Regions from separate parts of the Homo sapiens genome. Here region 1 is linked to region 2. A link is an interaction called in ENCODE POLR2A ChIA-PET data of the cell type or tissue named here. Cell type or tissue: OCI-LY7. All regions are shown on one strand. Links, peaks and the distances in the headings refer to the core of each region. The heading gives the core; the rest is flanking DNA. Region 1 has its middle 20 kb from the start of HSP90AA1. Region 2 has its middle 21 kb from the start of LINC02323.

Region 1 (2,908 bases), core at 232-2,731, 460 kb before region 2:
AATCCCAGCACTTTGGGAGGGTGAGATAGGTAGATCACCTGAGGTCAGGAGTTCCAGACCAGCCTGGCCAACATGGTGAAACCCTGTCTCTACTAAAAATACAAAAATCAGCCGGGTGTGGTGGTATGCACATGCGCCTGTAATCCCAGCTGCTCGGGAGGCTGAGGCAGGAGAATTGCTTGAACCCATGAGGCTGAGGTTGCAGTGAGCCAAGATGGTGCCACTGCACTCTAGCCTGGGCGACAGAGTGAGACTCCATCTCAAAAAAAAAAAGCTGTTGAAACGGTTCAGGCAAAGGAGGAGAGAGTTCCGTGAAAGTAGGTGCCTGCAGTGTGGTTCATTTACGTTTACATTGTGTATTGGTAGAGCCTGGCTTTTCCAGTTCTTTGTTCAGAAACAGCTTTCTCAATCAATGGTTCTTGACCACTAAAAGCATCTGTCCACAAAACTATTCATTTACTCCTGGAAGTTTTTCACTATTTTCATAACAATGGATATCAAAATCCATTTTTTGATCAAAGTATTTTGTTAGCTTTTGACTTTCAGTGAGCAGGGAAGAGCCATCATTTAATCAAGAACCTTTTGTTCTGTCAGCTAATATCAAGTAGGGAGCTTCTTTAAAAAGAAATCCTGATTATGCAATCATGAATAATCATGATGAAGATGAAAAGAGGGAAGTAGTAATGGAAACCAGTGTGCCCGCCTGAGCTCCCTGTTGAGCTAATTTTTTTTTTTTTTTTTTTTTTTTTGAGACAGAGTCTCTCTCTGTCGCCCGGGCTGGAGTGCAGTGGCACAACTCAGCTCACTGCAACCTCCGCCTCCCAGGTTCAAGCGATTCTCCTCCCTCAGCCTCCCGAGTAGCTGAGATTACAGGCGCCTGCCACTACGCCCAGCTGAGTTTTGTATTTTTAGTAAAGATGGGGTTTCCCCATGTTGGCAAGGCTGGTCTTGAACTCCTGACCTCAGGTGATCTACCCACCTCGGCCTCCCAAAGTGCAAGGATTACAAGTGTGAGCCGCTGCGCCCACCCTGTTGAGCTAATGTTTTGAGAGGATGGGCAAAATATAGATGAAGGGAAGTATAATCAGAGATGGATCCTGAAGAATGACACAATCCTGAAAAATACTGTCAGGAGGACTGTGCTGTAATTTGCCAGAAATTCTAAGGAAAATAAAAAAGGTCTTTAAAGTTATTCTTAGGGCAAGAAGAACTAAGAAAGCATAGATCTACTGCTTAGGGGATGATATACAGTGATACTGAGAGAAGGCACAAATACTCAAACTTTATAGACAGAAGAACTGTTGTCAATGACAATAATTTCAACTAAGCCTATGGCCAGTTCCTCCTCATATCCTGAGCCCTTTAAGGAGGCGAGGGTGGGGAGTCTGGAAGCAGTAGTGCCCCAACCCTGGCCTGCCGCACATCCTAGAGATTCCTCTCACCACTTCCCTGTTAGAATCCCTGTTTCCTACATCTCATGCTTGCTTCTTTCTTGGTTTAGCCCGTTTTTTTTGGTTTGTTTGTTTTTTTGAGACGTAGTGTTGCTCTATTGCCAGGCTGGAGTGCAGTGGCATGATCTCGGCTCACTGCAACCTCTGCCTCCCGGGTTCAAGCAATTATCCTGCCTCAGCCTCCCAAGTAGCTGGGACTACAGGTGCACGCCACCATGCCTAGCTAATTTTTGAATTTTTAATAGCAATGGGGTTTCACCACGTTGGCCAGGATGGTCTCGATCTCTTGACCTCATGATCCACCTGCCTTGGCCTCCCAAAGTGCTGGGATTATAGGCATGAGCCACCACTCCTAGCCTAGCCCCTGGTTTTGCAGAAGCACATTTTCCACAAGCACAGAGGATATGTAGGGGATATGGCAAGTACTAGCAAGGATGCTGGTGGGTGTGACAGCTGGTGTGGCTGTTCTGGAGAGCCACCTAGCAGTTTCAGTCAAATGAAGAATGTGTGAACGCTCTGTCCCACCAATCCTGTTCCTGAGCACAGACCCAAGGGAAGTTCTGACAAGGATCCATAGGAGGGCACGTATGAAGATGCTCACTGTAATACTGTTTGTGTCTTTGTGTGTATAAAGGCTTCTGGTTTCTGTAATTGTATACCCTATCATTTCACTGAATTCTCTCTTAAATTTTTTTTTTTTTAGAATTGGGGCCTTGAAGCCCAGGTGCAATGGCTCACACCTGTAATACCAGCACTTTGGGACGCCAAAACACGAGCATTGCTTGAGACCATTTTGAGACCAACCTGGGCAACATGGCGAGGCCATGTCTCTACAAAAATTTTAGAAAATTAGCTAAGTGTGGTGGCATGTACCTGTGGACCCAGCTACTTGGGAGGCTGAGGTGGGAGGACTGCTTGAAACTGGGAGGTTGAGGCTGCAGTGAGCCATAATCATGACATTGCACTACAGCGTAAGCAACAGAGCGAGACCTTGTCTCCAAAAAAAAAAAAAAAAAAAAAAAATTGGGCCTCGTTCTGTTGCCCAGGCTGGACTTGGACTCCTGGACTCAAGCAATCCTCATACCTCAAGCTAGGACTACAGCCTTGTGCCATGGTGCCTAGCTTTGAATTCTTTTTTTAAAAATTGTTTTATTAATAGCAGTTTTTTAGTTGATTTTCTTGGGCCTTGTAAATATTGATCCTATCATTAACAAATAGTAAAACTTTTAACTTCTCTTTTCTAATTTTTACACATCTAACTTATAACTTTTTTTTTTTTTTTTTTTTTGAGATGGAGTCTTGCCCTTGTTGCCCATGCTGGAGTGCAATGGCGTGATCTTGGCTTACTGCAGCCTCAACCTCCTGGGTTTGAGCGATTCTCCTGCCTCAGCCTCTGGAGTTGCTGGGATTACAGGTGCCTGCCACCACACCCAGCTAATTTTTTGTATTTTTAGTAG
Region 2 (2,908 bases), core at 181-2,680:
GCCCAGGCCAGTCTCAAACTCCTGGCCTCAAGTGATCCTCCCCTCTCAGCCTCCCAAAGTGTTGAGATTACAGGCATGAGCCACCATGTCTGGGTGTGTTTTTATTTTCATTTGTCTCTAAACATTTTCTAATGTCCCTTGTTATTTCTTCTTTGATGTATGTTGTTTAATTTCCAGAGTTTTGTAAGTTTTCCAGTTTTCCTTCTGATAATGATTTCCTTCCTTCCTTCCTTCCTTCCATCCTTTTTTTAACAGTCTTGCTCTTTCGCCCAGGCTGGAATGCAGTGGTGTGATCTCAGCTCACTGCAACTTCTGCCTCCCAGGCTCAAGCAATTCTCCTGCTTCAGCCTCCCAAGTAGCTGGGACCACAGGTGCGTGCCACCATGCCTGGCTAATTTTTTTTTTTTTTTTTGAGATGGAGTCTCGCTCTGTTGCCCAGGCTGGAGTGGAGTGGCACAATCTCAGCTCACTGCAACTTCTGCCTCCCGGGTTCAAGTGATTCTCCTGCCTCAGACTCCCAAGTAGCTGGGATTACAGGTGCCCACCACCACACCCAGCTAATGTTTTGTGCTTTTAGTAGAGATGGGGTTTTACCATGTTGGCCAGGCTCGTCTCCAACTCCTGACCTCGTGATCTGCCCACCTCGGCCTCCCAAAGGGCTGGGATTACAGGCGTGAGCCTAATTTTTGTATTTTTATTAGAGATGGGGTTTGCCATGTTGGCCGGGCTCAAACTCCTAGCCCCAGATGATTGGGCACAGTGGCTCACACCTGTAATCCCAGCACTTTGGGAGGCCGAGGTGGGTGGATCTCCTGAGGTCAGGAGTTTGAGATCAGTCTAGCCAACATGGCAAAACCCCATCTCTACTAAAAATAGGAAAGTTAGCCAAGCTTGGTGGTGGGTGCCTGTAATCCCAGCTACTTGGTAGGCTGAGGCAGGAGAATAGCTTGAACACGGGGGAGGGCGGAGGTTGCAGTGAGCCGAGATTGCACCACTTCACTCCAGCCTGGGCAAAAGAGCAAGCCTCCGTCTCAAAAAAAAAAAAAAAGATAGTGAGTGAGTTCTAATGAGAGGTGACGGTTTCACAAGGGGCTCTTCCCCCTTTGCTCCTCACTCCTCTCTCTCTTGCCGCCATGTGAGAAGGTCCAAGCTTCCTTCCCCTTTGCCTTCCACTATGACTGTAAGTTTCCTGTGGCTTCCCAGCCAGGCGGAACTGTGAATCAATTACACTTCTTTCCTTTATAAATTACCCAGTCTCAGGTATTTCTTTATAGCAGTGAGAATGGACTAATACACCCGTCATCCATCTCTGGTCCCATCTGGCCTTCAGACAATTGGATGGTGCCCTCTCCCGACCCTGTATCGAAGGTAGATAGATCTTCCCCACTCAGTCCACTGACTCACTACCAACCTCCTCTAGTTTCTGGGGAAATACTATCACAGACAGACCCAGAAATGATACTTTATCAGCTATTTAGAAATCCCTTAATCCAGTCAAATTGACACCTAAAAATAGTCATCACAGTCCATAAATGTATAGAATTGTTATATTTTCTTGCGGTGTTAAACCTTTTGTTACTATATAATGTCCTATGTCTCTTGTGACTTTTTAAAAATTTTTTGTTTTGTTTTGTTTTTGAGATACAGTTTCCCGCTCTGTTGCCTACGCTGGAGTGCAGAGGTGTGACCACAGCTCACTGTAGCCTTGACCTCCCAGGCTCAAATGATCATCCACCTAGGCCCCTCAAGTAGGTGGGGCCTGTGCCACCAAGCCTGGCTAATTTTTTTTTTGAGATGGAGTCTCACCCTGTTGCCCAGGCTGGAGTGCAGTGTTGAGATCTCAGCTCACTGCAAACTCCGCCTCCCAGGTTCAAGCGATTCTCCTGCCGCAGCCTCTTGAGTAGCTGGGATTATAGGCGCCCATCACCACGCCCAGCTAATTTTTATATTTGTAATAGAGACGGGGTTTCACCATGTTAACCAGGCTGGTCTCAAATTCCTGGCCTCAAGTGATCCACCCGCCTTGGCCTCCCAAAGTTCTGGGATTACAGGCATGAGCCACTATGCCCAGCCCCACTGTCCTTTCTTCAAGTTCACTGATTCTTCTGCCTCCTCGAATCTACCTTCGAATCCTTTTAGCGAAATTTTCTTTTTTTGTTGTTTTTTTTCTTTTCTTTTTTGAGACAGAGTCTCGCTCTGTTGCCCAGGCTGGAGTGCAGTGGGTGATCTCGGCTCACTGCAAGCTCCACCTCCAGGGTTCATGCCATTCTCCTGTCTCAGCCTCCCAAGTAGCTGGGACTACAGGCGCCTGCCACCACGCCAGGCTAATTTTCTTTTTTTTTGTATTTTTAATAGAGACAGGGTTTCACTGTGTTAGCCAAGATGGTCTCAATTTCCTGACCTCGTGATCCGCCTGCCTCGGCCTCCCAAAGTGCTGGGATTACAGGCGTGAGCCACTGTGCCCAGCCTGTTTGTTTTTTTTTTTTCTTATGAGACAGGGTTCCCTCTGTCACCCAGGCTAGGGTGCAGTGACGTGATCATAGCTCACTGCTGCCTCAAATTCCTGGACTCCAGTGATTTTCCTACCTCAGCCTTCTGAGAAGCTGGGATTACAGCTGTGTACCACCATGTACAGCTAATTTGTAAATTTATTTATTTTTTTCTTTTTTGGGACAGGGTTTGGTGGGTTTGGCTCTATTGCCCAGGCTGGAGTGCAGTGGCGCAATCTCAGCTCACTGCAACCCCTGTTTTCTGGGCTCAAGCCACCATCTCACCTCAGTCTCTCAAGTAGCTCGAACTCCTGACCTCGTGATCTGCCTGCCTCGGCCTCCCAAAGTGCTGGGATTACAGGCATGAGCCACTTCGCCCGGCCGATTCTTGTCTTTCTCCATGGTTTTTTGTTTTTGTT

What was found. ChIA-PET counts read pairs that join two places held together with the same protein. Peaks named below come from ENCODE experiments on the same cell type or tissue, not always from the same donor. Only the 100,000 strongest peaks of a DNase experiment are listed, where the experiment ranks them.
Region 1: POLR2A ChIA-PET joins it to region 2 with 6 read pairs; 2 of 35 experiments call an interaction of 5 or more read pairs at or near these places.

Annotation. Positions count from the first base shown.
Region 1 is chr14:102,105,814-102,108,721 of GRCh38, forward strand. It overlaps a transcript of HSP90AA1 not described here. Among named protein-coding and RNA genes, the nearest start is that of HSP90AA1, 20 kb to the left of the region's middle. In OCI-LY7, for the core only: no CTCF peak of the experiment used is centred there; no DNase peak of the experiment used is centred there.
Region 2 is chr14:102,564,431-102,567,338 of GRCh38, forward strand. No RefSeq gene overlaps it. Among named protein-coding and RNA genes, the nearest start is that of LINC02323, 21 kb to the left of the region's middle. In OCI-LY7, for the core only: no CTCF peak of the experiment used is centred there; a DNase peak (open chromatin) is centred at 1,141.